3 separate regions of the Homo sapiens genome follow, and all the other regions are linked to region 1. A link is an interaction called in ENCODE POLR2A ChIA-PET data of the cell type or tissue named here. Cell type or tissue: MCF 10A. All regions are shown on one strand. Region 1 overlaps A4GALT (alpha 1,4-galactosyltransferase (P1PK blood group)). Region 2 has its middle 35 kb from the start of A4GALT. Region 3 has its middle 25 kb from the start of A4GALT.

Region 1 (8,000 bases):
ATGGAGTTTTGCTCTTTTTGCCCAGGCTGGAGTGCAATGTCAAGATTTCGGATCACTGCAACCTCGGCCTCCTACGTTTAGGCGATTCTCCTGCCTCAGCCTCCCAAGTAGCTGGGATTACAGGCGCCCGCCACCACACCCAGCTAATTTTTTTTTTTTTTGAGGCGGTTTCTTGCTCTGTTGCCAAGGCTGGAGTGCAGTGGTGCGACCTCGGCTCACTGCAACCTCCACCTCCTGGGTTCAAGCAAGTCTCTGCCTCAGCCTCCCGAGTAGCTGGGATTACAGGCACTCGCCACGCCCGGCTAAGTTTTGTATTTTTAGTAGAGATGGGTTCTGACCATGTTGGCCAGGCTGGTTTCAAACTCCTGACCTCAGGTGATCCACCTGCCTCAGGCTCCCAAAATGCTGGGATTACAGGCGTGGGCCACTGCGCCTGGCCCTCTCTTGAATTTCTAAGGTAATTTTTGAGGTGAATTTCCCAGGGGCCCCAAGGCTCTAAATTCCAAGGCCCAGCCTGGCCCCTCCCCACTCCCTGGTCTGGAGGCCTAACTCACCCTATCAGCAGCCCCTGCTGTTGGGGGCACTGAGGGTTTTTTTTTTTTTTTTTTTTTTTTGAGATGGAGTCTCGCACTGTTTCCCAGGCTGGTGTGTGCAGTGGCGTGATCTCGGCTCACTGCAACTTCTGCCTCCTGGGTTCAAGCAATCCTTCTGCCTCGGCCTCCTGAGTAGCTGGGATTACAGGTGCCTGCCACCATGCCTGGCTAATTTCTGTATTTCTAGGAGAGATGGGGTTTTGCCATGTTGGTCAGGCTGGTCTTGAACTCCTGGCTTTAAGTGATTCACCCACCTTGGCCTCCCAAAGTGCTGAGGCTACAGGTGTGAGCCTCTGCACCTGGAGGCCCTGAGGTCTTTAGGGCAACATCAGAGGGGTGTGAGTGGCCAGGAGAAGGCCTGGGGTTTGTGCAGGTCCCTCAGCCTCTGGGGACGTGAGTTTCTCATTTATTCATCCCTCAGTAAGCAGGCATGTCCTGTCCAACCCTGGATTGGGCTGGGGCCAAGAGGGAACCCCACCCTGGGCTCCAGGAGGAGTACATGGTCTCATGGCATAGACAAATGGGGTCTCCTATACCACAGGAAAGGACAGCAAGGCCAGAGAAGAAAAAGCTCCCTCACTCCACAGAGCACAGATGGACAAAAGCCCCTGCTCCTAGGCCCAGCTGTGCCTGCAGGGTGCAGTCGGCCTGCATCTGTCCCAGATCTCCTTGAACTCTGGCCTGGCCTCTGCTCTGAGGGTATGGGCGGGGCTGGCAGAGACCTGGCAGAGCCTTCATCATCCCCTGCCAGTGCCCCCTCCCCCAGGGCCCCTGTAAGGCTCCCCTGATCCCTGCCAGCTGCCTTCTATAAATAGGTGGGTGTGGCCACTTGCCTTTGTCCCAGACCAGGGTGCCTGGCGCTGCTGACACAGGGGGCTCTGAGGGCCCCAGCTTTTGGTTCTCTTTCCTGAGGCCACGTGTCAGCAGCAGCTCCAGAACTTCTCCATGCTACCCTGCTCACTCCTTGGATGCTGCTGGCTCTGGTCCTCTCCCCATCTCCCCCAGGCCCTCCTCCAGAACCCACTCTCTGGGGGCAGGCAGCCCCTAGAATGGGTGCTCAGGTTCCATGCCCCTCATTCAGCTGCCTCACCCAGAACCAGCCCTCCTTCCTACGGCACCACTTCCCATCACCTTAAGGTCAGCTTCTCAATCTGGGTCCCCGGGAGCCACATCTCTGGGGGGCCCCTCACATTCAGTCTCAGCTGCGTGTCTCATCTGCTCATCCTCCCATCTCTCCAGCCACTTGGCCAGAAGCCAGGCTGCACCCTAAATCCCCAACATCCAGCCCTGTTCCCTGGCCCAAGTGCCTCTCCAACTGCCCTCTCCTCCACCCTCACGGCCTCTGTCTTGTTGTTCATGTCAATGTTCTTGAAGTCCACAAACTCTAAATCTAAAATCGGTGAATTTTCACCAAATTACACACCACTTAACCAGCACCAGATCAAGAAACAATAACCAGCCCGGGCGCGGTGGCTCATACCTGTAATCTTAGCACCTTGGGAGGCCAAGGCAGGTGGATCCCTTGAGGCCAGGAATTTGAGACCAGCCCAGGCAACATGGTGAAACCCCGACTCTACAAATAAAGTTAAAAATTAGCTGGGCGGGCGTGGTGGCCCATGCCTGTAGTCCCAGCTACTTCAGAGGCTGAGGGGGGAGGATCTCTTGAGCCCAGGAATTTGAGGCTGCAGAGAGCCATGATTGCACTACCGCACTCCAACCTGGGTGGTGGTGCAATGGCACCATCTCGGCTCACTGCTACCTCCACTTCCTGGGTTCAAGCGATTCTTGTGCCTCAGCCTCCCAAGTAGCTGGAATTACAGATATGCGCCACCAAGCCCAGCTGATTTTTGTATTTTTAGTATAGATGGAGTTTCACCATGTTTGCCAGGTTGGTCTTGAATTCCTGACCTCAAGTGATCCGCCCGCCTCGGCCTCCCAAAGTGCTGGGATTACAGGCGTGAGCCACCACACCTGGCCTCAGCCCAGCCTCTTAATGCAACTATGTAAATGGGCCAGGATCCAGCTGGCCAGAAATAAGAGTAGGATCCAGCTGGCCAGAAATAAGAGTAGCATCCTGGAGAACACAGAGGCAGTGAGGACAGGCACAGGCAGGGCAGAGGTAACAGCAGAAAGGCTGCAAGGCCAGAAGATGCCCGCTGCCACCACACCACCCGGCCAGGTGAGGACCCCAGCCTCTGCCCATCACAGTGCTGTGTTCTTGCACCTCTGGGCTGGGAGCAATGGGTCTAAGGCCCGGGGCAGGGCAGGGGTCCCAAAGATCCTCCGTTCCTGCCTCCTGGCCACCGACCCCTGGCCAGAGTTGTGCATCTCCTCTTTTGCAAAGAGATGGGTGGTGCCCCCTCCCAGCATGGTTGTAATGATCAAATGAGCCAGCCCAGCCCCTGGCACAGAACACATTCTCTACGACACAGAGTGGTGTTATCACACCTCCACTTTCCACACAGAGAAAGAAGCTCAGCAAGTAGGTGGCGGTGCTGGGATTTGAACCCAGACCTTCACTGTTCTGTGCACAGGGTAGGAAGGAGGCTGGCTGGGGAGCCGAGAAGGGGTCCAGTGCCTGCCTCGGGGGGCAGCTACCACTCTTCACCTCCCTGCGCCAACAGCCACAGACCAGAGTCTAATGTCCCCTTCCGAGCCCCCACAGCTACCGGAGGAGTCTGGCTCCTGCCCTCTGCCTTGGGGGATTCCAGAGGGACCTTGCACTTTGTCCTGCCCCTGCCTAACAGAGCCGGCTGTCGCCTGAGGCCCTGGTTTCCTCAGGCTGCCCCCGCCTCAGGAGCAGGAGCTGGAACAGTTGTTGGGCAACGGAGTTCTGGGAAAGGAGGAGGGAGGGGCGCTCGCTCTGGTGGAAACCTGCCCTGGGGAAATGTAATCAGATCCTCAGAGCAGCGGTTTGTTCCTGGCTTGTTTCTAGTGGGTGTGTTCACAGACGTTTTTGGCCAGGACTGAGAAAGACGTGGACCTATCCTTTACTGGGGGAGCACTGCGTGGCCTGGGGCCGGTGTCCAGTCGGTTATTTAAGAATCTTCCCAGCTGGCCAGGCATAGGCAAGCAGGGAGTCGTTTTCCCAGCAGCTCTAGGGGAAGGAAAATAATTCCCCCTTGCTGGTGTATCAATATTCAACTTCTTGTTTAAATATTAAATTGTAATGTCCTCTGAGTGCCCAACAGAGATCGGGGATGAGTGAGCCCCCGTGTTCCTGGAAGTCTGGTTTCATGGTTCACTTGTTCCTAAATCTCTGCTTGTTCTAACTTGGACTAGCCCAGTGCAAGGCGTGCTCGGAATTCTGCTGTGAGGTTGGGGGTCAGGGTGGGACCAGGCTTCAGGCCCTGGACTCAGGTGTGATCTGTGCTGCGGTGGGGTTGGGGGAGGAGGAGCATCCCCTTCCAGGGTGGGTGTGGCGGCAGCAGCAGCAGCAGCAGCAGGAAACCAAGGGGAGGTGAGACGTGAGACATTCCTCCCAGCTTTAGTCCACTGCCAAAAATCAGAACCCAGCCCCGGTCCCCACCAACTTCCAAGGAGAGAAACGAGACCAGGCCAGGCACGGTGGCTCATGCCTGTAATCCCAGCACTTTGGGAGGCCAAGGTGGGCAGATCACCTGAGGTCAGGAGTTCGAGACCAGCCTGGCCAACACAGTGAAATCCTGTCTCTACTAAAAATACAAAAATTAGGCCAGGCACGGTGGCTCATGCCTATAATCCCAGAACTTTGGGAGGCCGAGGCGGGCTGATCACCTGAGGTTGGGAGTTTGAGACCAGCCTGACTGACCAACATGGAGAAACTCTGTCTCTACTAAAAATACAAAATTAGCTGGGTGTAGTGACGCACACCTGTAATCCCAGCTACTCGGGAGGCTGAGGCAGGAGAATTGCTTGATCCCGGGAGGTGGAGGTTGCGGTGAGCCGAGATCGCGCCATTGCATTCCAGCCTGGGCAACAACAGTCAAACTCTGTCTCAAAAAAAAAAAAAGAAGATTGTTTCTGTCTCACATTACAGTCCCAAGGTGAGTGCTCCAAGGCCACTGGGGCCACTCTGCCACCCCCAAAATGTGCCCTGCAAAGCACTCCAGCTGCTGCCATGCTCCAGCCAGTGGGAAGCGGGTTAGAGTGCCCAAAGCAAATGTCTTTAAGATCATCCATGAGTTGCCCGCATCACTCCTGTTCACATCCCATTGGCCTGGACTTAGTCACATGGCCACAGCCAGCTGCCAAGGGGAGGTGCTATGTCTGCCTAGAACTCGCTGTGTTCTTTTTCTAAGGACCACAAGAAGAATGGACACTTGAGGATGGTAAATAGCATCTAACACACGAGACAAGGAGTCGGGATAGGGCGCTTTCAGGGTTGGTTAATTCAGCAGCTCGCTGAGGTCTTCATGTCTTCAAGGATGCAGTATGGTGACATTTGATCTCAGACTTGTCCCCTCACGGCCTCAAGATGGCTGCCATTGCTTGGAGCATTACACCCTTTTGCCAAATGCAGAAATGTTGCTTTCTTGTCTATGAACATTTTCTCAGAGCCCTCTTTTCCAGCTGACTTGCCCTCTCATTGGCCAGAATAGCATTATATGCCCATTTCCACTCAAATTACTAGGAAGGGACTGGAATGACTAGGACTGGCTTAGACCAAAAGAGATTCACCCCCAGGCCTAGGGAGGGCCCACTTCCTCTACAGCCCTAAGCTACCTGAGGGTTGAACAAACTTGGGGTTTCCTTAGCAAGAAAGAAGCGGGAGGAGAATGGCCGTGGATAAGGAGTCAACAGCATCCTCCCTGGGAACTGGCACTTCCTACCCACCTCTCTGCCCTAAGCAGACATTTATGCACATAATTTCATAATTTCCTTTTTTTTTTTTGAGATGAAATCTCAGTCTGTCACCCAGGCTGGAGCGCAGTGGTGCGATCTTGGCTCACTGCAAACTCCGCCTCCCGGGTTCAAGCAATTCTGCCTCTGCCTCCCGAGTAGCTGGGACTATAGGCGCCCCAAGTCATGCACAGCTAGTTTTTGTATTTTTAGTAGAGATGGAGTTTCACCATATTGGCCAGGCTGGTCTTGAACTCCTGACCTTATGATCTGCCTGCCTCAGCCTCCCGAAGTGCTGAGATTACAGGCATGAGCCACCGTGCCCGGCCTTTTTTTTTTTTTTTTTTGAGACGGAGTCTCGCTTTTGTCAGCCAGGCTGGAGCACAGTGGTGCGATCTCGGCTCACCACAACCCCTGCTTCCCAGGTTCAAACAATTCTCCTGCCTCAGCCTCCCGAGTAGCTGGGATTACAGGTGCCCACCACCACACCTGGCTAATTTTTGTATTTTTAGTAGAGACGGGGTTTCACCATGTTGGCCAGGCTGGTCTTGAACTCCTGACCTCATGCTGGCACCGAGTAGGCACTCACTGTATGATGGTCAAATGACTAAACAATGCTGGACTCTAAAAGGTCATCTCACTTGTTCACATACATATATAGTTAGGATATGATTTGTATTATTTAAGTAAAACCTGCTCATTTGAAATGCTGCTGTGGCTGGAGAAATCACTGACTTAACAATCCTTTGTATTCATCAAAAACAAAACCTGGGCCAGGTGCAGTGGCTTACCTGAGGTCAGAATCGCTTGAACCCGGGAGACAGAGGTTGCAGTGAGCCGAGATGGGGCCACTGTACTACAGCTTGGGTGACAGAGCGAGACTCTGTCTCAAAAAAAGAAAGAAAGAAACCCAAGAAAACGACACATAACCTGCTCTTGAATACTCCTAAGAGCCAGGGAGCTCACCTCCTTCCCACGCTGCTCAAGACGGTCTGTGGGCAGAAAACGGAGGCCAATGAATGCCTCCCCCTTCAGCTGCCAAAAAGCAGCCTGCTGGGCCCCAGTGTTCCTGGCAGCACCCCCAGTCCTGGTGGGGAACGCCTAGGCAGCTTCCACAATGCAAACCAGCTGGGGTCTCGCCCTGCGGGGAGCAGATATTCCTATGGCCCAGTCCTGGAGCCGCCCACAAGGCACTTCAGGTCCCTCCCGGGATTTCAGCCACAGGCCCTCACAGCTCCCTCACTGGGACCTCTCCCTGGATGGGTGGCAGCTCAGCCCTGCTCCGGCGGTGGGCTCCTCAGTGTCCACATTTGGTCCCATTTATGTTAAACAGATTCAGGCTTGTCATGGGGGGAGTTGTGCTGGTGGGACCCAACCTTCCGTGTTTGTGAGCCTTGAAAAAGGAGGAGGGAAAAACAGGCTCCCCCCATTCCCCACTGCGGGGGCTCTCCATCACCAGGGACACTGGGGCTATGAGCCAGGTCCCGAGCCCTTCCGTGCTGGGCAGGTTGTGAGACCTTGGCAAAGTCACCACCAGTCCACCCAGTGGATTCCCCGTCAGAAGAATGGAGCGGAGGAGGCTGTGAGCCTGAACACACTTCACCAATCACAAGGCCCGAAGTGACAGTCGGTCACTTTTATTCTATTGATTATTCTCCTGTGTTTATAATGCGGGCGGCAGGGTGGGGGTTTCTTTAAAATGCTTCTCCTGAGCCTAAAGAGCCTCCCCACCCAGCCCCTGTCTGAGGGAAGGGGCAGAGCATACACGCCCCCCTGGCATCTCTGGAGAGGAAGAAGGATGGGGTGGGCAGAAGGGGCTGCCCCCAAACGGCTCCCCAGGCTGGCACTTCTGGGCCTCTGCCCCACTCAGTCCCTGTTGACCTCCCCCACCCCCCGCGAAAGAGGAACCAAAACCAGAAAAGAACAAAGCATCCTCCGCCCCGGACCCTTGGGGCTGGGTCTCCCCCAGCCCTGCCACTTTCCTACCAACAGCCTCCTCTCCTCTCTGGGAATCTTGTCCCTTCTTCCCCATCCCCTTAGCACCGGCCTCTGCCCTCGTGGGCACCTCTGTCCCAACTGCCTGGCTTTCCGCACCACCTGGGGGTGCCCTGAGGTTCATCCTTCCTGCCTGTTGTCTAGAAGGCCCGGGGCACTCACTGAGCGCCCTCCGCTGGCTATGGCACCATGTGTCAGCCCTGCCTCGAGACAGGACACTGTCCTCGGGGTGTCCACAGCCTCCCACTGGGCCTGCTCCCACAGCTCCTCAACAGCCTGCCTAAGCCCGGTGGCAGCTCGGGCCTCCCTCTCCCGGGCCCTCAATCTTGCCTCCCCGGGAAGGGCGGCCCAGTGCCCCATCAGGAGCAGGTTGGGGAGGTGACCTGGCGGGCCCCTCACAAGTACATTTTCATGGCCTCGTGCGTCGTGGGGCAGTAGCGGGCATGCAGCTGGGCCAGCAGTGCCCTGGACGTGGCCTCGAACCGCGTGCCCTGGCTCTTCTTGTTCCACACGTGGACAGCATAGGTGGCACTGAGCAGCCGCGGCAGCTCCTCGGGGTTGATGTCCTCAAAGTACTTCTTCCAGTCCTGC
Region 2 (8,000 bases), 66 kb after region 1:
CATGTTGGCCAGGCTGGTCTCGAACCCCTGACCTCAAGTGATCCACCCGCCTCGGCTTCCCAAAGTGCTGGGATTACAGGCGTGAGCCACCGTGCCCGGCTACGCCCTGCTGATTTTTGTATTTTTAACAGAGATGGGGTTTCACCATGTTGGCCGTGCTGGTCTTGAACTCCTGACCTTGTGATCCGCCTGCCTCTGCCTCCCAAAGTGCTGGTATTACAGGCATGAGCCACCGCGCCTGGCCACGCCTGGCTAATTTCTTTTGTAATTTTAGTAGAGACATGGTTTCACCATGTTGGTCAGGCTGGTCTTGAACTCCTGACCTCAAGTGATCTGCCCGCCTTGGCCTCCCAAAGTGCTGGGATTACAAGCATGAACTACTGTGCCTGGCCCCAAGCCCTTCTTCTTAACCCCAGTGGACTGGGACCCGAAGAAGGCCTCCACGCCCCACGTTTCCTGTTAGGAAACTGTGAGACTTCGTATCTGCCCATGGAACACCCCCACCCCAGATGCTGAAACACAGTGCAAGGCCAGGTGACGAGGGGTGGGGGCCTGTCCCAGCCGTGTCCTCAGATGGCCCTGAAACCTAGCCAGTCTGTGGGAGACCTCAGGGTGGGGGGCCGCCCTGCAGGGCCGCTGCCCCGGGATTGCCTCTGACTTCCTTTCACGCCCCTGTTCAAGCTGCCTTGACCTGTTATTTGAAATAAAGCAAAACAATCTGGAGCTAGGACGAGTTCCCAAATCAACTTACAAGTGGTTCCCCCAGGAAAGCAGGACAAAGGACCGTGCTGCGCAGGGTGGGGTCAGCCTTTTGGGAGCTGAGAGAGGACTTAGAATTATCCCTTGAGTCATGGACACAGGTGACAGGCATCCCCCACAGCTCTCGGATAGCACTAACAGGCCACATCTGTGCCTGGGTGCCCATGGGGAGCAGAAGGAGGGGCGGAAAGGCCAGGGCCAGGCTGGAAGGGGAAGTGAGGAGAGGGGTGGACGCCGTGAAGGCTCCCCCAACCCCGTGGTCCTCCTCCTTGACATTTCCCAAGCCCCCTCCCTGCTGTCCAGCTGGGGGGGTCAGCTAAGGCAAGTCCCCAGGAAGTGACCTGGGCAGATCCTCTGCCGGACTCCAAAGGCTGGCTCTGGAAAGGGAGCTTCCTGGCATGCGAGGGACCCATGGGAAAGAGGTATTGGGGAGAGGGCACCCCGGATCAGCTCAGCCACCTCGTTCAGTGGCAGCACCTGTCCCGAGAGGCAGACGAGGCTGTGGACTCCAACAGGCCTGGTTAGCATCTTTCAGCTGCTCATTCTTTGTGAGACTGTGGGCTGTTCAGAGCCTCAGTTTCCTCGTCTGTAAACTAGGAAGAGTAATCATCCTTCCCTCCCAGGCTTGGGGTGACACACTGGTTACTGGGGGCTGTGCAGGGAGGGGGTCTCTCCCAATCCCCCTCCAGCTGTGAGGGCTGTGGTTCTGGGAACCTGCAGCCTCCTCCTGTCACCCTCCCAGGACCCAGGACAAGCTGTCTGTGTCCACTGAGCTTCGGCCTTAACCAAATTACTCCAGTTCTGGCAAAGTCCCTCTGCAAACGCACAAGACCAGCAGATTAAAAATCAGCCACAGCCCCATGACGCATGGCTCGGGGGTTCTGGACTGAAGGGGATTTTTCAGGTTTTTTTTTTCTTTACATTTTTTTTTTTTTTAAAGACGGGATCTCATTCTGTCTCACAGACTGGAGTGCAGTGGTGCGATCTCAGCTCACTGCAACCTCTGCTTCCCGGGTTCAAGTGATTCTCCTGCCTCAGCCTCCCCAGCAGCTAGGATTACAGGCACATGGCACCGTGCCCAGCTAATTTTTTGTATTTTTAGTAGAGACAAGGTTTCACCATGTTGACCAGACTGGTCTCGAAATCCTGACCTCAAGTGATCCACCCACCTTGGCCACCCAAAGCGCTGGGATTGCAGGCATGAGCCACCGCGCCTGGCCTTTCTTTACATTTTTTTTGAGACAGGGTCTCCCTCTGTTGCCCTGGCTAGAGTGCAGTGTTGCAATCATGGCTCACTGCAGCCTCAACCTCCCAGGCTCAGGTGATCTTCCTGCCTCAGCCTTCCAAGTAGCTGGGACTACAGGCACATGCCACCATGCCTGGCTAATTTTTTTGATTTTTTGTGGAGATGAGGTCTTACTATGTTACTCAGGCTGGTCTTGAACTCCCGGGCTCAAGCGATCTGCCCACCTTGGCCTCCCAAAGTGCTGGGATTACAGGCGTGAGCCACCGTGCCTGGCCTAAAAATAAATATATAAATAGAATGACTAATTCTGAACGGGACACAGAATCTGCCAGTGCCTTGACTTTTGGACTTTCCGGCCTCTAGGACTTTGAGAATGAAGTGTCTGTTGTTTAGAAGCCTCCTGGTCCTGGGGTATTTGTCACACCTGCCCAGATGGGCTAAGACGGGACCCTTCTGGGTGTTCGGGTAAAAGCTGGCCTCAGAAGCTGGTGATGTTTCCTCAGGAGGCTGCCCATGGTGTGGTCCTGGCGACGCACCAGCAGCACGTCACCCTCTTGACCCGGGCGTGTGCCTGGCTAGCTGAGTTTTAAGCCTCTCTCTGGTGACATTTGGCTTTGGAGAAGGTTCTTTCTCTGGCAAAGCATTTAGATGTAGCTAAAAATACATTATTGGCCAGGTGAGGTGGCTCACGCCTGTAATCCCAGCACTCTGGGAGGCCGAGGCGGGCGTATCACGCGGTCAGGAGATCGAGAGCATCCTGGCCAACATGGTGAAACCTTGTCTCTACTAAAATTACAAAAAAATTAGCTGAGTGTGGTGGTGTGTGCCTGTAATCCCAGCTACTTGGGAGGCTGAGGCGGGAGAATCGCTTGAACTGGGGAGTCGGAGGTTGCAGTGAGCCAAGATCGTGCCACTGCACCGCAACCTGATGACAGAGCAAGACTCTGTCTCAAAACAAACAACAAGAACAACAAAAAACTAAAAAAAACGAAAAATGCAAAAATTAGCCAGGCGTGGGCACCTGTAATCCCAGCTACTCGGGAGGCTGAGGCAGGAGAATCACTTGAACCTAGGAGCCAAGATCTCACCATTGGAGATCTCACTCCAGCCTGGGTGACAAGAGCAAAACTCTGTCTCAAAAAAAAAAAAATCATTGACTTGATCCTCAGCCTGGTCAAATCGAGAAGCAGCACTCATGCTGGAGGGGCCACATAGCCTGGGCTCCTGATTTGCAGGGCCATGGATAAACACACACACGCGCACACACACACGCACGCACAGCCCTTCCCTGAGCTTGGGTGCTCAGTGATAAGCAGAACAAAGTCATCAAACATTCCTCCCTCACTCCTGCTCTGCATAGGGGCTGAGAGCCAAGACATTGGTAGCTTTGTCAAAATGTCAAAATATTGCTAGTCATTGGGCTGGGCACTGTGGCTCATAGCTGTAATCCCAGCACTTTGGACTGATGACTTTCTTTCTTTTTTTTTTTTTTTCTTTTTTTGCGATAGAGTCTTGTGCTGTTGCCCAGGCTGGAGTGCAGTGGTGCGATCTTAACCTCCGCCTCCCGGGTTCAAGCGATCCCTCTGCCTCAGCCTTGCAAGTAGATAGGAATACAGGCGCCTGCCCCACCACCATGGCCAGCTAATTTTTTTTTGTATTTTTAGTAGAGGCGGGGTTTCACTATGTTAACCAGGCTGGTCTCGAACTCCTGACCTCAGGTGATCCACTCGCCTCAACCTCCCAAAGTGCTGTGATTACAGGCGTGAGCCACTGCACGTGGCAAATCCCAGCACTTTGGGAAGCTGAAGCAGGAGGATTGCTTGAGCCCAGGAGTTCGAGACCGGCCTGGGCAACATAGCAAGACCTGTCTCAAAAAAAAAAATTTGCTGCCGGGCACGGTGGCTCACGCCTGTGATCTCAGCACTTTGGGAGGCCGAGGCGGGGTGGATCACCTGAGGTCGGGAGTTCGAGACCAGCCTGACCAACACGGAGAAACCCCGTCTCTACTATAAAACACAAAAATTAGCTGGGCGTGGTGGTGCATGCCTGTAATCCCAGCTACTCGGGAGGCTGAGGCAAGAGAATTACTTGAACCTGGGAGGCGGAGGTTGTGGTGAGCCAAGGTCACACCATTGCACTCCAGCCTGGGCAACAAGAGCAAAACTCCTCTCAAAAAAAAAAAAAATTTGCTAATAGAACATCATACTTTCTGAACATAATATCTGAGATGAACTCTGGGGCACTGTATGAGTCAGCTTAGGCTGACGTAACAAAATACCACAGACTGGGTAGATTAAACAACAGTTTACTTTAATATTTATTTATTTATTTATCTTTTAAAGAGACAGAGTCTTACTGTTTTGCCAGGCAGGAGGGCGGTGGGGATATTCATAAATGCAATCACAGAGCCCTACAGCCTCAAACTCCTGGGCTCAAGCGATCCTCCTGCCTCAGTCTCCTGAGTAGCTGGGACTACAGGTGTGCACCACTGTGATAATAGAAATTTATTTTCTCACAACTCTAGAGGCCAGAAGTCTAAGATCAGGGTGTCAGTGGGGTTGGTGTCTTTTGAGGCCTCTGTCCTTGACTTGGAGATGGCCACCTTCTCATTCCCGAGTCTTTGTGCTGCCTTCCCTCTGTGTGTGTTTATGTCCTCATCCCTTCTTCTTCTTTTCTTGGGGGGACAGGTTCTCGCTCTGTCACCCAGGCTGGAGTGCAGTGGTGCAATCTTGACTCACTGCAGCGTTGACCTTCCAGGCTCAAGCCCCTCCCGCCTTAGCTCCCCTAGTAGCAGGGACCACAGGCACATGCCACAGTGCCCAGTTAATTTTTTTTTCCTTTTTTGAGATGGAGTCTCACTCTGGTGCCCAGGCTGGAGTGCAGTGGTGCAATCTTAGCTCACTGCAACCTCTGCCTCCCCGGTTCAAGCAATTCTCGTGCCTCAGCCTCCCAACTAGCTGGGACTACAGGCACCTGCCACCACGCCCGGCTAATTTTTGTATTTTTAGTAGAGACAGGGTTTCACCATGTTGGCTAAGCTGGTCTCGAACTCTTGACCTCAGGTGATCTACCCGCCTTGGCCTCCCAAAGTGCTGGTATTACAGGTGTGAGCCACAGCACCCAGCCCTAATTTTCATATTTTTTTGTAGAGATGAGGTCTTGCCATGTTGCCCAGGCTGGTCTCGAACTCCAGGGCTCAAGTGATATGCCTGCCTTGGCCTCCCAAAGTGCTGGGACTACAGGAGTAAGCCACCACGCCCAGCCTAATCTCTTCTCATAAGGATAGTATGGCCTTTTTTAAAAAACTTAAATACTCACCCATATGACCTTATTTGAACTTAAATACCCCTTTACCCTCTCTCCAAATACGGTCCCATTCTGAGGTACTGGGAGTTAGGGTTTCAGCCAGTGGATCTGGAGGGACATAATTCAGTCACAACAAGCAGGTTTTCCTGCCTTCTCAGCACAGTGTGACCTGTTTCTCTTTTCTTGCCAGAGGGAAGGGGACATTGAATGGTGTCTCTATAATTTGGACATCTCTGCCTTTAGTGTAAAAATTAATCCGTTTTCTGCTGCAAATAATTATTTTTTGCTTGTTCTGGAAAAAAAAAACCCCTATGAATTTAGAGAAGACAAAGCGCCCACTTCGAAAAAGAGCTCCTGGCCGGGCACAGCGTCTCACGCCTGTAATCCCAGCATTTTGGGAGGCCAACGCAGGCTGATTATGAGGTCAGGAGTTCGAGACCAGCCTAACCAACATGGTGAAACCCCGTCTCTACTAAAAATACAAAAATTACCCGGGCGTGGTGGCACATGCCTGTAATCCCAGCTACTCAGGAGGCTGAGGCAGGAGAATCACTTAAACCCAGGAGGCAGAGGTTGCAGTGAGCCGAGATCGCACCATTGTACTCCAGCCTGGGCGACAGAGCGAGACTCTGTCTCAAAAGGAAAAAAAAAAAAAGAGCTCCTGGCCTCTTCTGCACTCACAGCAGCATCACAGCCACTGCCAGGAGCTGGGGTTAGGTGGGAGCCAGTCAGTCCCTGCTGTCCCGCCTGTCCAGTCAGGCTCCTGGCTGTCCTGCCTGCTTACTCTTTCCAGTTGCACCTGCGGATTAGCTGGCAGGGGACCCTCTCTGCATTTGCATGGCTCCCCTGCCCCTTGTTTATGTTTACAAGATCGTTCCACGTGGTGGGATCACATGACTCCTGCATGCCTCCGTGAATCACTTTGAGCCATGTATTCTAGCTCTGAGTATTGGGAATAAAACCTAATATCGTAATAACAAGGGAAATGCAAATTTAACACATGGAGACTTTAACCGGCAAATCAGATGCAAACACCGCATCTGAGGTGAGCTGGCTGGCGCAGTCCTGGGGCTCACGCTCAGCCCCTGAGGATGTAAGGATTGTTAAGAACATGGGGCTAAGCCGGGCTCACACCTGTAATTCCAACACTTTGGGAGGTGGGAGGATCACTTGAGGCCAGGAGATTGAGACCAGCCTGGGCAACATAATGAGACCCTGTCTCTACAAAAAAAATCTAAAAACCCGGGTGTGATGATGCTTGTCTATAGTCACAGCTACTCTGAAGGCTGAGTTGGGAGGATTACTTGAGCCCAGGAGTTCGAGGCTGCAGTGAGCCATTATCGTACCACTGCTCTCTAGCCTGGGTGACAGAGTGAGATATGTCTCTAAAAACAAAAACAAAAAATAAAAGAACATAGAGAGATTTCTATGAATCATCAGGACCACTCTGACATTGCACATCTGGGAAATTTAGGTGACAAATGGGTTTGTGGCTCCTTCTCCATCACTGCAGACTCCTCGGAGGAGCCCTTGGTAGCAGCCAGGGACTACCCAGATCCAGCCTGGAGAAACGAGCTCTGGGGATGAGAGAAAAGATCCAGCGTGGTTTCTGTCTTCAAGGCCTTAAGATCTGGCAAGGACAGGCCAGGTGCAGTGGCTCACGCCTGTAATCCCAGCACTTTGGGAGGCCAAGGCGGGAGGATCACCTGAGGTCAGGAGTTTGAGACCAGCCTGGTCAACATGGCGAAACCATCTCTACTAAAAAGAGAAAAAATTAGCCGGGCGTGGTGGTGGGCACCTGTAATCCCAGCTACTTGGGAGGCTGAGGCAGGAGAATCACTTGAACCCGGGAGGTGGAGGTTGCAGCGAGCCAAGATCCCGTCACTACACTCCAGCCTGGGCGACAAGAGCGAAAGTCCATCTCAAAAATAAAATAAAAGATCTTGCAAGAATACGTGAGCACCTAGAAAAGGTAGGATCCAAGGCCAGGCAGTGGTGCAGGAGGTGAGTCCGGGCACTGGCACTCATGACTCCTCCATTCAGCAGCTGTTATCACAGACCCTCTCTGGCTGTGGACTCCTCATCTGTGAGTTGAGGATAAATATACTTTGCAGGGTGCAGAGACGCAAAGTCCCTTGGGCAGTGCGCTCCTCCCTCTGCTATTCTGCCTGTCCTGAACCCTCCCCACCCCTCCTCAAACTGCTCCCCAACTGTGGGACACCCCCAGGAGCAACCATTGTTATGTGATATCACTGCTTGGCCACTCTTAATTGGTCAGGGGGCAGGCCCTGACCAGTGCCAATCAAGAGTCCTTTCCTGGGATTTTAGTTAACCTCGAGTCAGCGCTCAGCGGCTAAGGCAGAGGGAGCTGGAAGGGTCAGCATCCCTGCTCCCCTGCTAGAAAGCCGTCTAGAGTGGAAGAGGAGGAAGGCAGGAGGCGGGGAGCGGGTGCCGTGGGTGTTAGCGGTGCTGCTTCGGGTGGTCTCTGAGGCTGCTTCCCTGCCCACCCTCGGCAATGGTTTCCCTGCGCAGCGGCGCGGAGTCTAGCAGGACCCCCATGGCAGTGTCTGCCCCCTGCCCACCTGGAGGCCGCCCTCAGCATTTCTCCCATCTTCCTTCCCACTCCCATAGACAAAACAAAACACGTCAAAAGCTTTGGTGAGTAATGTTGGTTTTGTAAGAGATTCAC
Region 3 (8,000 bases), 57 kb after region 1:
CGGTTCACGCCATTCTCCTGCCTCAGCCTCCCGAGTAGCTGGGACTACAGGCGCCCGCCACCATCCCCGGCTAATTTTTTTTGTATTTTTAGTAGAGACAGGGTTTCACCGTGTTAGCCAGGATGGTCGTGATCTGATCTCATGATCTGCCCGCCTCGGCCTCCCAAAGTGCTGGTATTACAGGCGTGAGCCAGCGCGCCCGGCCACTCAGCTAATTTTTGTATTTTTAGTAGAGACGGGGGTTTCACCATCTTGGTCAGGCTGGTCTCGAACTCCTGACCTCAGTTGATCCACCTGCCTCAGCCTCCCAAAGTGGTGAGATCAAGAGTGAGCCACGGCACCCAGCCTAAGGGTTTTTAATTCAAATGCTCATTATAGCAGGGAGTCATATTTTGGGGTATATTTTGATTTCCTTCAGTGGGGACGTCACAACTCAGACCCTCCCCCTACCTGGCTCCTCAAGCTTGGGCAATAAGCTTTGCAGGGGGTGGGCTGATGCCAGGGAGTCCGGAAGCCGGAAAGGCAATTGGTTTATAGTGGATCAGGGTGGAGAGGGCACACCGGGCAGAGGGAACATCTTGTACAAAGGCCGGGGGGTAGGAGCAGCCGTGCAGGGAAAGATGGTGAGTTTGATTTTGACATGTCGTACTAAGGTGCCTTGAGCAACCTCCAGGCAGAGGGCTGGGCCAGTGACAAGGATTTAGGTGGCTGTGATTGGCCTGCGAGGCCCCCAGAGGAGGAGAGGAAGAGAAGGGGTGAGAGGCCAGGACAGAATCTTGAGGGAGAGGAGAGTATCGGGCAGCATCAGGCCCTGGCAGGGTTTAGGAAGATGATGGCTGAGTGTGTCCCTCAGGCTCGGGGACTCGTAGGTCTTTGGCCTCCTTGTGGGGGTAGTGGTGGGGGCGGTTTCAGTGGGCAGCATGGAGAGATCAGACCTCGGAAGGAGAGACAGCAGGTATAGACCACTCTCCTGAGAAGCTCGCACGGCTTGGAGCCCAGGGTGATGGGGCCCAGGTTTTTGCTGTTTGTTTTGTTTCCAGATGTAAATATCCTTGAACACTGAATGAATCAGGATTCTCTTAGTTGCAAATTTCAGAAATCCACTTCACATTCACTCACCCACAAAGAAGATTCACTGGCTTGTGGAATTGCCAAGATTCCAAACCGAATATTCGGACAAGCAGGAACTCCCCAAGCCTAGTGCTCCAATGCCCCCACTACTCTCTTCCTGTCCACTCCTCATCTCTGTTCTTGACAGACTGGCTCTCCGTGGGACTGGGAAGACAAAGTTCTCTTCTGCATTTTGTTTGCAAAATCCCAACTCTGGGTTCTGATTGGTTCTCCTTGAGCCAATCAGCTGGGTGCAAGGTAGCAAAATCCCCGATCTGGACTCGGATTGGTCCCCCTGGGTCTGCTGGCCCTCGCGCTCTGGGTAGGGGCTTCTGCATGTCCCGGGTAGCGAAGTGCTGTGTGGATCAGAGCATCCTCTCTCTCCTAGGGTCCTGGGAGGACCCTGCAGGCCCAGCAGCGGCCATCCTGGGTGGCAGGAGATTGAAAAGCTGTGAGGGCTGGGGCAGGGGACATTCAGACTGGACTTGGACTGGGCTGGGGGCCTGAGCACCCTCTGTCATGGGTTCCAACCCCTACCCCCAGAGGACAGACACTTCATTCTTCAGTTTTGTCTGTGGCTTAGGGGGGTTCCAGCCCTGCCCCCAACCTGCGCCCTCTCACCTTCCCCGCCAGGGGATCAGTAGTGTGTGGGGGTGGGGAGAAAGAGCCTCTGGGGTCCCCCTAGTGATTGAATCTTCAGAGCCTGAGGCAGGAAGGCTCTGGTGGGGAGGAGGGCAGGCATTTGGAGCAGAGCCCAGGCCCAGCCCCGGGGACAGCCCATGGCGGCCCCTTTGGTCTCTCCCTCTGGGGGCCTCTATTCTTTCCATTGTTTGGCCTCTGTTTGCCCTAAAGTTACCTAGGAAATTTGCTTTGGGGTAGATTCCAGCTGTTCTCAGCTGAACCCAGAGAACACTCACTTCAGCCTGGCAGGCTGGGCCTTGGAACATCCCTGGAGGCCGGGTGGGGCCCTGGCAAGGCCTGGAGCGTGAGAGGGAAGCCAGGAAGTGGCGGGGAGGACGTGGAGAAGGAAAGAGGATGAAATATTAATAGCAATAAAGAGACACAGAGGCTGGGAGCCCTGGCTGACGCCTGTTATCCCTGCACTTTGGGAGGCCGGGCGGGAGGATCACTTAAGGCCAGAAGTTTGAGACCAGCCTGAGCAACATAGTGAGACTTTGTCTCTAAAAAAATTAAAAAATAAAGGCCAGGCGCGGTGACTCACGCCTGTAATCCCAGCACTTTGGGAGGCCAAGGCGGGTGGATCACGAGGTCAGGAAATCGAGACCATCCTGACCAACATGGTGAAACCCGTCTCTATTAAAATACAAAAAATTAGCCGGGCGTGGCGGCGGGCACCTGTAGTCCGAGCTACTCCGGAAGCTGAGGCAGGAGAATGGCGTGAACCTGGGAGGCGGAGGTTGCAGTGAGCCGAGATTGCGCCACTGCACTCCAGCCTGGGCAACAGAGCAAGACTCCATCTCAAAAAAGATAAATAAATAAAATTTAAAAATAAAATAAAAAATTAGACGGGCACGGTGGTGCATGCCTGTAGTCCCAGTGGGAGGATCACTTGAGCTGGGGAGGTCGAGGCTGTCAAAGCAGCTCCATCTTGGACGCTAATCTGCCATGTTGACTTCTGAGTAATCCCAGTTCTGGGAGGCCTCTAACATTTCCAGTTTGGCCGGGCGCGGTGGCTCACCCCTGTAATCCCAGCACTTTGGTGATTCTCCCCGGGGCCTGAAAGCTTGAAGGGATGGGTAACGCCTCCCTTCTCAGGCCCAGTCCCAAGGCGCAAGGCTACTTAAGCGCCAGCAGCATGGCCGAAGCAGGAAGAGAGCCGGGCAGAAAACACCTACCTGGCCGGAAGACACATACTCGCTGAAGATCGAGTGGGAGGCCGTCCGGGTACCATGTAGCAGTCACGTCAGACTGGGACACTTCCTGTTTACAGGAGACTATAAAACCCCCACTCCGTCCTCATTTGGTGCTGACGCCATTTTAGGTCTCGGCCCACCTGCACGTAATCGCTCATTAAAACAGCGTGTTGCCCCCACATTGCCTCGTGCTGTCTGTTGGCGCGCTCTCGGGGTTGGAACCGATACGAGAACCTTTAATTTGGGAGGCTGAGGCGGGTGGATCACCTGAGGTCAGGAGTTGGGCACCAGCCTGGGCAACATGGCGAAACCCCGTCTCTACTAAAAATACAAAAATAAGCCGGGCGCGGTGGCCTGTGCCTGCTACTCGGGAGGCTGAGGCAGGAGAATCCCTCGAAACCCGGTGGCAGAGGTTGCAGTGAGCCGAGATCGTGTCACTGCACTCCAGCCGGGGCGACAAAGTGAGACTTCGACTCAAAAACAAAAAGATTTCCAGTTTCTCTATTGTTCCTTGTGTAAGAGCACACACTTACTATAAATCCTGCCCTAAGGTCAAACAATCTTAATGTTATCATACTTCAAGTGGCCTGCTCGTCCCTCTGACTCACCCTTTCCCAGGCTATGTAAGCCCTGGGTCTGGGAGTGAGAGTGTGGCGATCCACCTCTTGTCTCGCTGCTTTACACACAGACATGGCTTCTGTTCATAAGGCCCTATTAAACGTTTTTTCCTGAGAAGCCAGATTTGTCAGCCTCTTTTTTCAGCCTCTTAGCTTCCTTAGACTTTTGGGGCAGGTTTGTCTAGACCTGTCCACCACCCACCAGGGGACATTCACGGAGCCTAATCTTGAGTCCCAGGAGTTGAGCGAGGAGAGGCAGCAAATAAAGAGCTAATGGCCGGGCATGGTCACAGCTCACGCCTGTAATACCAGCACTTTGGGAGGCTGAGGCGGGCAGATTGTCTGAGGTCAGGAGTTCGAGACCAGCCTGGCCAACATGGTGAAACCCCATCTCTACTAAAAATAAAAAAATTAGCCAGCCTGGTAGCAGGCGTCTGTAATCCCAGCTACTTGGGAGGCTGGGGCAGGAGAATCGCTGGAAGCTGGGAGGCAGATGTTGCAGTGGGCCGAGATCACACCACTGCACTCCAGCCTGGGCGACAGGGGGAGACACAGTCTCAAAAAATAAAAAATAAAAAACCAAAATTGGCCAGTGTAGTGGCACATGCCTGTAATCCCAGCTACTCAGGAGGTTGAGGCAGGAGAATCGCTTGAACCCTAGGCAACAAGAGCTAAACTGCCTCTCAAAAGAAAAAAAAAAGCTGCTGGGGGTGGTGGCTCATGCCTGTAATATCAGCACTTTGGGAGGCTGAGGCGGGCGGATCACAAGGTCAGGAGTTCGAGACCAGTCTGGCCAATATGGTGAAACCCCATCTCTACTAAAAATACAAAAATTAGCCGGGCGTGGTGGCAGGTGCCTGTAGTCTCAGCTACTCAGGAGGCTGAGGCAGGAGAATCGCTTGAACCCGGGAGGCGGAGGTTGCGGTGAGCAGAGATCTCACCATTGCACTCCAGCCTGGGCAGCAGAGCAAGACGCCATCTCAAAAACAAAACAAACAAAAAAAACCTCTAATGACTGAGAATTTTCTAGAAATGGTGCAAGTCAGGAATCTATAAACATAGAGTCACAACATACATTGAGCAGGATAAATAAAAAGAATCTAAACCTAGGTATGCTTTTGGAAAGCTGCAGATCATGGCAGCGTGATGAATGGGAGACTTTTTTTTTGAGACAGGCTCTGTCGCCCAGGCTGGTGTACAGTGGCATGATTTCCACTTACTGCAGCCTCTGCCTCCGGGGTTCAAGCAATCCTCCCACTTCAGCCTCCCCGGTAGCTGGGACTACAGGCACGTGCCACCATGTCTGGCTAATTCTTTTGTACTTTTAGTAGAGATGGTGAGGCAGGAAAATAGGGTCCGGAGGCAGGGCACATAAGGCCAATTCACACTTCAGCTATGACAGGAAGTATCCTCTCCACAGGGCATAGGCCAAGTAAATAACCTTATAACTTTACTTCATCCTCTTCATTTACATAGGGCATACCCTAAGTAACCAATGGAATCCTCTAGAGGGTATTTAAATTCCCAAAAATTCTGTAATGGGGCCCTTGAGCCCCTATGCTCAGGCCAGCTCCCACACCGTAGAGTGTATATTCATTCTCAATAAATCCCTTTATTCCTTCCTTGCTTTGTTTGTGCATTTTGTCCAATTCTTTGTTCAAGATGCCAAGAACCTCCACCGGTGACAACAGGGTTTCACCACATTGCTGGTCTCAAATTCCTGAACTCAAGCAATCTGCCAGCCTTGGCCTCCCCAAGTGTTGGGATTACAGGCATGAGCCACCGCAGCTGGAGTCTTGAGATGGAGTCTTGCTCTGTTGCCCAGGCTAGAGTGCAGTGGCATGATCTCGTCTCACTGCAACCTCCGCCTCCCAGGTTCCAGCAGTTCTCCTGCCTCAGCCTCCTGAGTAGTTGGGATTACAGGCACACACCACCATGCCTAGCTAATTTTTGTATTTTTTAGTAGAGACGGGTTTCACCATGTTGGCCAGGCTGGTCTCGAACTCCTGACCTCGCAATCCGCCCGCCTCAGCCTCCCAAAGTGTTGGGATTACAGGCGTGAGCCACCACGCCTGACCAATTTAAAAAAACAAAACAAAAACACAAAACCACCAAACCTAGAGGACAATAGGGAGGCTTTCAATGACAATGGAAGCTGGAAGACAGTGGAATAATATTTCCAAAATGTGAAGAGAAAACAACTATTAATTTGCAATGTGTACCAAGGAAAACAGTCTTTTAAGAACAAAGCTTAAATATAGCGTTTTCCAAAAAACAAGATGTAAAGATTTTATTATACTCATTAAAAGGAACTTCCGGGCCTGTAACCCCAGCACTTTGGGAGGCTAAGGCGGGCGGGTCACCTGAGGTCAAGGGTTCGAGACCAGAGACCAGCCTGGCCAACATGATGAAACCCCATCTCTACTAACAGTACAAAAATTAGCTGGGCCTGTAGTCTACAATGCAAAATGGTCCCTGCTGACACTCTTCTTGTCTAGACCTCTAGGGTGTGACTCTCCTGGGCCTAGGGTTTGGCTAAGGCTGGTGTCATAGGACCGACATATTTGCATGCCTGTTGCTCAGTAGCAGACCAGGACACTGAGACAGCAGGGTTTGCAGCAAAGAAAGAGTTTAATGATTGCCGAGCACAGAGCAAGGAACTGGGAGGGGACCCTCAAATCCACCTCCAGAGGAGTTCCGGGCTGGGGCTTTTACGGGGATCCTATAAAGAAGTCAAGGGGTTGGAAAACTGGAGTCATTGATTGGTGGGGGCAGGGAGATGAATTCGTCAGGATGTGGAAATGGCTTTTTTTTTTTTTTTTTTGTGAGTCAGTTCTTTGTGGGATCTTTCAGACTAGCTGGCGTCAGTAGTTTCATCCGGATGCAGGCCCTGAAAGAATATCTCAAATGCAAAAGTGAACGTTTCATGACATACAAGTGGCTGTCTACAGAGCAGTTAAGGGGTGTTAGCATCCTGCGACAGGGTCTGTGTGATTCTGAGGCCGCCACAGGCACTGCATGGCTGTGAGGCAGCTGGTCAGAGAGCAGGCTGCTCTCAGAGCTCATGCTGAGTAGCTTGCAAGCTTGGCTTGTTTCCGTTTTTCCCTCCTCTTCCCTGATTACTTTTTTTTTTTTTTTTTGAGATGGAATCTGGCTCTTGTCGCCCAGGCTGGAGTGCAGTGCCGCAATCTCAGCTCACTGCAACCTCTGCCTCTTGGTTCCAGCGATTCTCCTTCCTCAGCCTCCCGAGTAGCTGCAATTACAGGCGCCCATCACCACACCCAGCTAATTTTTGTGTTTTTAGTAGAGACAGGGTTTTGCCATGTTGACCAGGCTGGTCTCAAACTCCTAACCTCAAGTGATTTGCCTGCCTCAGCCTCCCAAAGTGCTGGGATGACAGGTATGAGCCATTGCACCGAGCCCCTGATTAATTTTATAAATTTTATAAGGAGTTTCCCTGGGACCCCTATCTCCAGGGTTTGGCTATCCTGGGCTCCCCTGCAGCTACATTCCCAGGGTCCTCCCATCTGAGGCTAGGAGGGGCCTCATCCCTTCCGAGGCTTAGGTGGGGAGGCTGCCAATCCCTCCCCTCCGCCTGCACCTGCCTCTAACCCACTGCCCTCCTGCTTGCCCCAGCCTAATCCTCTGAGGGAGCCCCAGTTTCTGCCACTCCAGGGTGTGTGGGTGCTGGCCAGGGAGGCTGTGATCTGGTTGCCCGCTCTGTCTGCTTTCCCAGAGACAAGCGAGCCGAAGGCCTGGCCTCTTTGTTGGGATGGGAAAGAGAGATGCCCCCACAGCAATGAGAAGCGCTTGGTTATTATCCCAGTCGGCACCAGCTACTCCAGGCAACTGCGCTTTGCAGCCTGCAGGATGCAGGCTCAGGGACTCGAAGAGGACATTCTGTGGCCTCCCCAGTGGCACCACCCTCTCCTGGCAGCTAGGGATCCACCCTCCCCAGCCATGTAGGCCTGGTGGCTGGCTCTTAACCTCCCATGCCAGGTGGGGGTGCCCCTGCACTACTGTCCGTCCTCAGGCTGGCTGCTCCCACTCCCATGGTCCCTGTGTTCGCAGCCTCACCACTGGCAGAAAAAATAAGCATCACTGGTTGGGCGCGGTGGCTCATGCCTGTAATAACAGCATTTTGGGAGGCCGAGGCAGGTGGATCACTTGAGGTTAGGAGTTCGAGACCAGCCTGGCCAACATGGTGAAACCACGTCTCTACTAAAAATACAAAATTAGCCAGGCATGGTGGCACATGCCTTTCAAAAAAAAAAAAAGCATCATTTCATCATTGCATCATTGCTGGGCACAGCTCCTTCCCAGGCAGGTCTGAGCTTGTTGCCCAGGGTAGGTTCCCAATACTCAGCAAAGCCTTTGCTACTTCTGTGCTTCCTTACAG

Evidence for each region. Peaks named below come from ENCODE experiments on the same cell type or tissue, not always from the same donor. Only the 100,000 strongest peaks of a DNase experiment are listed, where the experiment ranks them.
Region 2: POLR2A ChIA-PET joins it to region 1 with 30 read pairs; 7 of 35 experiments call an interaction of 5 or more read pairs at or near these places.
Region 3: POLR2A ChIA-PET joins it to region 1 with 21 read pairs; 6 of 35 experiments call an interaction of 5 or more read pairs at or near these places.

What each region holds. Positions count from the first base shown.
Region 1 is chr22:42,685,086-42,693,085 of GRCh38, forward strand. It overlaps A4GALT (alpha 1,4-galactosyltransferase (P1PK blood group)), which reads right to left. Exons shown (of 3, transcript NM_017436.7): 3 at 7,036-8,000. The coding sequence ends at 7,805. Among named protein-coding and RNA genes, the nearest start is that of A4GALT, 32 kb to the right of the region's middle. RefSeq lists enhancers at 986-1,877, 1,878-2,767, 2,768-3,659, 7,972-8,000. In MCF 10A, no CTCF peak of the experiment used is centred here; DNase peaks (open chromatin) are centred at 1,406, 2,616, 3,486 and 3,946.
Region 2 is chr22:42,751,523-42,759,522 of GRCh38, forward strand. No RefSeq gene overlaps it. Among named protein-coding and RNA genes, the nearest start is that of A4GALT, 35 kb to the left of the region's middle. RefSeq lists a silencer at 7,341-7,635. In MCF 10A, no CTCF peak of the experiment used is centred here; DNase peaks (open chromatin) are centred at 3,389, 4,269 and 7,979.
Region 3 is chr22:42,741,747-42,749,746 of GRCh38, forward strand. No RefSeq gene overlaps it. Among named protein-coding and RNA genes, the nearest start is that of A4GALT, 25 kb to the left of the region's middle. RefSeq lists enhancers at 585-1,160, 1,737-2,312, 6,827-7,388 and a silencer at 1,257-1,551. In MCF 10A, no CTCF peak of the experiment used is centred here; DNase peaks (open chromatin) are centred at 2,095, 3,585, 6,435, 7,935 and 1 weaker place.